2 separate regions of the Mus musculus genome follow, and region 1 is linked to region 2. The links are chromatin loops, found by intact Hi-C in ENCODE. Cell type or tissue: left cerebral cortex. All regions are shown on one strand.

The links. Peaks named below come from ENCODE experiments on the same cell type or tissue, not always from the same donor. Only the 100,000 strongest peaks of a DNase experiment are listed, where the experiment ranks them.
Region 1: it touches region 2 in a loop (2.5-fold over the local background); 1 of 42 quality-filtered maps calls a loop at or near these places.

The regions. Positions count from the first base shown.
Region 1 is chr7:70,816,053-70,820,052 of GRCm38, forward strand. No RefSeq gene overlaps it. Among named protein-coding and RNA genes, the nearest start is that of Gm39032, 16 kb to the left of the region's middle. In left cerebral cortex, no CTCF peak of the experiment used is centred here; a DNase peak (open chromatin) is centred at 1,507.
Region 2 is chr7:71,376,833-71,380,832 of GRCm38, forward strand. It overlaps Gm29328 (a long non-coding RNA gene), which reads left to right. Exons shown (of 3, transcript XR_001778177.1): 2 at 408-591; 3 at 2,822-3,053. It overlaps Gm36260 (a long non-coding RNA gene), which reads right to left and starts at 2,988. Exons shown (of 4, transcript XR_882213.2): 1 at 2,634-2,988; 2 at 571-651; 3 at 1-182. In left cerebral cortex, a CTCF peak has its summit at 2,420 (motif pointing right); a DNase peak (open chromatin) is centred at 2,442.

The DNA.
Region 1 (4,000 bases), 560 kb before region 2:
ATAGTGGCTTCCAAAGCAGGCATTTTGAGGGGGAAAGCTGACCAGAATGGCAAAATCAGGCCCATGAAATAGTTCAGAGGACAAAGGTGCTTACAGCCAAGTCTAACATCCTGACTTCGACCCCCGAAACTCACTTTACTGAAGGAGAGGCAGAGTCTTGCAAGTTTTCTTCTGACTTCCGTGTGCGGTGGTATGGATACCACGATGACACACAGATAAATACATGTGAAACAAAACTTTAAATAGAAGGGGAGGAGCCTACACTGTCAGTTAGCAGTGATGCTTTGCCCTCGTGAATACCCGGGGGCAGCCACGGTTCCTATGACAGAAGAGTTCACAGGATGCTCAGAGGAGATAAATAGGAAGTACCTCTCAGGTCTGCGTCTGCCTGTTGGTGTTGGCCATCTTTTATTCCCATCCTAAACCCTTGTTCTATAAGCACAGATTGCTGACTGAAACTTCACCTGAACTCTCCAGCCTTTCAACCACCAAACTCACTCAGGCTGACAGAGCAACAATAAAACCTAGCTGTCTTCCTGCAGTGGGCTCCTTAAGTCCCTGATTAGATGAGCCTATTCCCCATTTTGTCTTAAATGCTCTTCTTGCATGATCGTAGCAACTTTAAGTGTTTCACATGTCACCGGTATCCCTGTCCCTCAAGCCACTGTGCAAAACTAGGTTCCTGTTTCTAACTGTCTAAGGGCATCTCATTTTTGAAGATCCTTCTCTGTCTCCGATTCATGGCATCTAAGGGTAGCTTACCATTTTAAGACCATTTATCCCAGGACTTTGGGCCATCTTCAAAGATCACATCATTGGAATAGCAAATTCTGTCATGGTGCCTTAGAACTGCTACCACAATAAGGCTTTCCTCCTTGTTCACACCATTCCACTATCCCCAGTGGAACAAGGGAAGATCTAGCTGTGATGATTTATTCATTCCTGATTTCTTTAGTCAACTATCTACAGCACCATGGCATTCTCTCTCTCTCTCTCTCTCTCCCCCTCCCCCAAATATAATGCTTTTAGACAAAACTATTCTTTAAGTCCTTGCTGTTTACTGGGTCAAGTTCAGATTCTCCTAGTATAAGACACCATAATCAGAACTGTTATCTTTATGGTGATGCTGTCAATCATCCTGATGACCCCCTCCATGAACTCTAGGCCTATGTCAACTGCAGTCTTTTCTTCTTTCCTTTTTGCCGTGGCAGTCATTTTAGGGTTCAGGATATTTAAAGTCCTCCTTGGAAGGTGCTTAGCACACAGGAGTGGAAGTTAGTTCAGAGCGTGTTACCATTGTCAGCTGCACCTTAACATTTTGGGAGATGCAGCCACTAGTAGCATGGGTGTTCCCTGCGAGAAGAAAAAGTTGGCAGGATGTTCCTTTAGGCTTTTTAGTGGAGAAGTGAGAAAGAAGGAGTTTCAGTGGCAAGTGAGTTGGCTTGGAAGTCTCAAATGTAGAGGAATTCTCCCTGTGCCAAGAAAAACACATGCAAATTAGCATGGGAAATGCACAGGGTTGGCCACAGAACAAAATTGGATAGGAAGCCTGAGAGCAGTGGGATGGATACAAGAAGAGTGTGTTGAGACCCAAGAATGTGGAAGGTGATCCCTCACATATCCCAGCTCTCATAGCCGGCACCTGCCATCTCTCTCCCCGCAGCAGTAGCAGCAATCTAGGCCACAATTTACATTTACATTTTACATTTCTGTTAACTCCTGGAATTGGGTAGTGGAAGTGTTAGGGCGGGTAGATTAGCGAGAAACAGACCGAGCAAGAACAGTAGAGGAACAGGCAGGCATGCAAAATGTGCAACAAAGGGCAGATAGAAGTATTTGCTTCAGCTTTAAACCAATGTGTGTGTAATTAACAGCTCCAATTCATGTTTTAATTTCCCCCAACATATTACTTTTTATTGCAAACCCTTCATGGAACAGTGTGACTTGGCTGTGTATCAGAAAGACGCTTCAAGATGGGCCCGGCACAGTTTCCTTTAGTGTCTCCTGACTGAATTCAGTGTTAGTGACTGACAGCACCCCAAGGGCAAAGCTCACATTCCCTCTGTACCTCAGCATCAGGTATTAGGGGAGATTGCAGGAACAACCCAGTACGCCTTGTTACTGTGACACCGTGGGGACCAGCAGGTTCACTTAGGGAATTGTGACTTCTTTCCTGTTCAATTATTAGTCGGTCTACCAAGACCACCTACAATTGCCAATTAGCACAAGTTGTAAAGAGATTCAGACTAAATGGATATTTTGATTCCATCCTACTTTCTCATTCAGAGTTGAAATTTTTGGATGGTAACGGCTTTTGGTGCCTTCTAAGAAAATGAGGTCTGGAACAGAAACCAGGCTCTCCGTTACTCAAAAGAGAACACACACACACACACACAGATACAGAGAGCCAGAGAGTCTGAGAGAGACAGAGACAAATACAGAGAGCCAGAGAGAGTCTGTGAGATAGAGACAGAATTACAGAGAAACAGAGAGACAGAGATAAAGAGAGAGAGGCAGAAAGGCAGACAAATGCACAACATACTCACATACACAGACACAAGGAGGAAGGGAGTGATGGGGGGAGTTCCTCGATCTGAAATTGAAGGATGGGAGAGAATCTATGTTATTTATTGAAAGGGAATAAAGATAATAATGCTTCGTTACAAAATTCTGAGAGCTTTCCATGTTCATGGTGTCACATTGCAGGTTCTGATTTTATAATCATCTCTAAAGTACAAAGGAGCAAAGGAAAAAATTCTTGGTCATAAGAGGACATCAATAATTTAGCACATGGTTCTATTCACACAAAAATAAAATTAGCAGCCCACAATTCTCTTAATAATTCAAATAGAATTCTCTACTTTCCCTTAATCAATTGTATGTTTTAAATAAAGTATTTTTATGCCTAAAATGGTCCAGCAATTTCTTTACATGCCCACTCTATGTACACACCAGCAGAGTGTACACATTCAAGTATGTTCTGTAATTAATTTGGAAGGCAAAGGAAAACGTGCCAACATTGAAAGTAGTAAGTCCATTATTGGAACAATCGGAGGCTTGCTTACAAACGTGAGTAAACTATTTTCCCTTCTACTTAAACACTCATATATTGTGTAAATAGAAAAAGAGAGATCCATTTGTAGTAAGTAGGACTTTTTCATCTTGTCTGTTGGGAGACACGGAAGAAGATATATGAAACCACAAATTAGATCAGGGTACCAAATGGTAGCAGGCCACGGGGCTTCAAAAAATACGCTGTCATTCTGGCCCCATTTTTCCTTTACAGTAAGGCCTAGGGAAAAAAAATCACTTTTTGGATAAAATATGATACTATCACTTCTTGTAAGAAAATTTGGCTGAACTGATCCAATTTACAACAAATTAGAATGGGTAGGTCTGGAGTTCTCGAAAGCCTACCTTTTGGTGGTGTAGGGTATGTAAGAAAAATAGTTAGGGAAAGAGAAGGAAATAGTCATATTTTAGAATTCTAGGTTCATTTTCTACCATCTGGTGGTGTGTTTGGAGAAGTCTTATTTGCTCAACAAAGTTGCCTTCTGTCCCCTGTTAACAGGATGCTCATGCTGAAATCTTAAACTTAATCCATGAACAGGTCTGCAACAGATATACTCTGAACTGAAGGTCAAGCTTGGAATGGCAGAGCAGTCACTGAAACTCTAAATATGGTCTAACTTAAAAATCAAGCAACGTGTTCTAAGACTGAATAAAAATAGTGGTTTTTAATTTTTGTTGGTATAAAAATTTCTGTTTGTTTTTGTACCTGATAAACTCTAATTACATTTCTACTTGATTCTTGAATCACACACACATACACACACACAAACATACACACGTATACGTATACACATGCACATATATACACACTACTTAAGTTACTTACAAGTGCATCACTACCTTTTGCTACATTTTTTTCATTTATTACAGAAACAATAATGGCAAGTTAAATAATAACTTTTGCCTCAAACTGGTGGTTCTTAAGTTT
Region 2 (4,000 bases):
GTGTCTGAGAGAAACTTCAGTTACTCAAGGTTGTGGCCCATCAACTTGGTTTCATCAACTTGAGGGCCTAGGCCAGATCCAAGCAGGAGCTCTTGTTGTCGGTTGAGTCTCTGTGAAGCCCTATGGGTCCAGATTAGTTGCCCCTGTAGGTTTTCTTGGGGTGTCCTTGACCCCTCTGGCTCCTACAATGAAAGATGTCATAAACCAAAAATGCTGTGTAACTGCTGGGATAAAAATTTTAAAAATTGACATATGAAATTTCTTAGATATGAACAAGTATGTGGGTTTTTTTTTTCCTCCTTCTGACCTCCTATGAGATTCAAGAAGCTTTAGAGTGGGCTCACACAGAAAAGAATTTTCTCTTCCACTCCTCCTTCTCTTCGTCTCCCTTCCTTTCCAACGTATAGAGAGGATTTCAGAATCTCAACAGAAATGTCAGCAGCATCAGCAACAGAGTAAAGGTGCTTGATAGCAAGACAGCAAAAGAAATCGTGGATGTCGGTTCAGCACCGTGATGCTCGTACCGTCCACTGGAGCAGTTTGAAGAAAGACTTTCATTAACATACTTACACAGCAGTTGGCATGCTTCCGGTAAGAAAGGGCGTAGTATACTGTTTTCCCTCTTTAAGTAAAATGTTTGCAAGGAAACTCCTGTAGAGATAGAGAGATGGATCAATGGGATTAGTGAGTAAAATGCTTACTGAACAAGCATAAAGACCTGAGTTCAAATCCCCAGTACCTATATAAAAACTGATGTGGCAATGGGGGTCTAAAACCTCTAGGGTTGTAGGGACAGAGACAGAAAGATCCAGGCTTAATGGTTGGAGCAGTAAGCTTTGGGGTCACTGGAAAGACCCTGTGTCAAAACAAAGGTGAAGAACAGAACTGAGTACACAGCCATCCATACATGTATGGACCCATACAGATCACACACACACACACACACACACACCACATATAGATGTGCACAAAACCTAAATAAACAATAGCAAGCACTTTCTCTTTAAAAAGAGGACTGTTTTGTTTGTTTGTTTATATCCCAGCCCTAATGTCCTTTCTGGAATTAGGCCTGATGTCCCCGTCATTTCAATGTCAGTCAACATGCCCTCACGAGCCAGGTACTAAAGCTTACAGGGCCAGTCCGAAAAGAGAACAGAGCCAAAGGCTACCCAAATGCAAGCTGGTAGCATAAAGAGCCCAGGGAAACGTGTAGCTGTCACTAGCAATCAAACTGGAGGCCAGAGAAAACTTCTCTTTGTACAAAGAGCTGATCACATGTTGACAGCTGGAATCTACATGGCTCCTTATTCAATAACCTCACGCCTTGCCCGAATTCCAACATCAGCAGCACAATAGTGGCCCAGAAGCAAACTGACACATTCCACATGGTCCAGCTGTCCCATCCCCTCTCTGAGGGCCCCCTCTCCTCCTTCTCTGTCTCCTTTCCACTCACTAAACACATATCCAACCTAAAGGGGACCTACATCGCGGATGTCATTTCCACCTGCCCTTTAATGCTTGGCTGTATGTGGAATTCGACTTCTGTGTGAGAGATGAAAAAACAAACAAACAAACAAACAAAAATAATCAAAAACTCAATACAGGAAATAAACGAATAACAAAACTCACATTCCTTTCAGCTTGCCTGCAAGTGAGGGAAAATATGTAGTATGTGACCAGTGTCTGCCCCAGCACATTCTTGACAGCACACTACAATCCCTTTCTCTATATCAGTGTATGTGGCTTAGTTGATGACCTTTAACACAAGGAGATGTGACCTGTGGCATATCCAGTGCTAATTAGTGCAACTTGCTTATATTGCCTGATGTAATACAAAAACAAAACAAAACAAAACAAAACAAAACAAAACAAAACAAAACAAAAAAGTGTCTTCTGGGAGGAGACACAAAGTTTCCACAATACCCAAGAGCCCACAGCACCTTTTTTGAATACAAGTACATTTTGTTTCTAATTTTGGCAGCACCAACCGATCATACTTGTTTAATATTCCCCATTAAGTCCGTCCAGAATGTTCCCAGGAAGAAAGTTACATTAGGGGCGATGTCTGTTTATAGTATTGTGTACTTTGTTTAACAGAGAAGTGCAGAGTGTTGAGGCTATACAAGGTATGACACAGAGACACAGGAAGCAGTCCCCTCCCCACAGTGCAGACATGCACTGTTTAAAATGCACCCTTGGCCAAGGCAAGAGGGTACACCTCAAGTCTCAACCAGTCAGGAAGCTGAGACAGGTGGATTACAAGATTAAGAGCTCAAGGTTAGTCTGAGAAAATGGCAAGTTCCCATGTCTCGAGGGCAAAAAGAAATATATCCCAGGCAGCATTAAGTATTTAAGCATAACGCTGGAAAACTGAGGTGGCTGAGAAGGGTGTATGACGAGGCAGCCATTATTAATTTCTACCACTAGGGGGCAGAAGGTAGTTCCTTTCCGAACTGACTGCTAGGCAATCAACCATCACATCCTTGTAACATTGAAGGCACTTCAAAAAGACTCAGATGTTTAACTATTGCACTAGTGATCATACATTCATATTGGGCTGCAGGCCAAGAGAGAGGGGGCGGGGGAAATCCAGAGACTTGCAGCTGAAAGGCTATAAAGTAGTGGCTTTTTACCTTAGAGCGGAACCCATCTTCAGTGACAAATTTCAAAGGCCATATGTAGGAGATTTCCATGAAAAGCAGACGACCCCAAATTTCTTTGTTTAACTAGGAGCGATCTTCTTCACAGAACAAGCGGGTTCTCCCCTTCGGTTCTTCTGGTTTATTACGCCGTTAAGGAACTCCCGTTCCTTTCCTTTCAGGTGGCACAATCAGGATTCAAGGCAGAGCGCTTAATGCCAAAGGGTATTTCATTGACACTCTCAGCACCAGAATCTTCAAGGACTTCACCCCAGGCACAACGATACTGAAGCAAATGAACGTTTAGAGTGTTCTGATAAAGAACGATGGGTTTTTGTTGTTGTTGTTGTTTTGTTTTGTGTTTTTGTTTTGTTTTGTTTTTCCTTTTAAATTAAACTCTCCAACTCAACTGCCTTTCTTCAGTAACAACTCAGTGTTCCCAATGCAATTTTCCAACTGGAGACATCATGATTTTTTTTCTTCCCCCACGTACTTAAAACACTAAAAGGGATGAGTCATTAGAATTGTGGAGATTATTTCTAACAAAAATAGTTTTGGCTCATGGGACCTCTTTAGAATGTTTACTGTGTAGGCTTGATAGCTGGATATTCCTGATTGTATTTTACACTGGAGACTCGGATGCTTTGAACATACTTCAGAACGTGCTAAACAATGAGAAACATGTTTTTTAAGAATCCATAGCAGACAGTCTGGGGGCTATGGGCAGGGTCTTTGCTAGGCAATCAGGGAATTTATAAATTCAAATAATGTTTAATTTTTATTTTTTTAGAATGAAGTTGGGTTTTTTTATTTTTTATTTTTTTTTTTAGCTCAATTCATTTTTTTTTCCTTCTTTGAAGAAGACTGTGATCCCAGGAAAAGCAAGCAAGGACCTCTGTGAAGTGCTGGGTTTGGCACGTTCCCTGCCCCCACCCTTCTGGGAGCACAGGCCTCTTTTGTAAATAGAGATAGTCAGAAAGGAGACGCACCTCTTCTGCACCAGGAGTGTTACTTGATACGTACCAATATTTCCTGACAGCGCAACAAAGCAAAATCTCAGGCCTTATGGTATCCTTAGACGGCTAAATATTGTTTGCTTAAGTCAGCTTGCCCCAAACCTTTTATGCAGCCTGACAGTTGATTGGGACAAGTCCCACTAACTTTCTTAAACTGTGCAGTCATCCGTTTGGCGGCCGGCTCCGGGGGTTCCACACGAAATCCTCTTTAGATAAATTCATACCGGCGCAGGGCGATTAGTCTTACAGCCTGCTTGATTCTCTCCTCTTTAAAGACGACACTTTCATGAGCAGTGTGGGGTTGAGGTTGTCGCCTATTAACTGTCTCTTTTGCCTTGCCTGAAA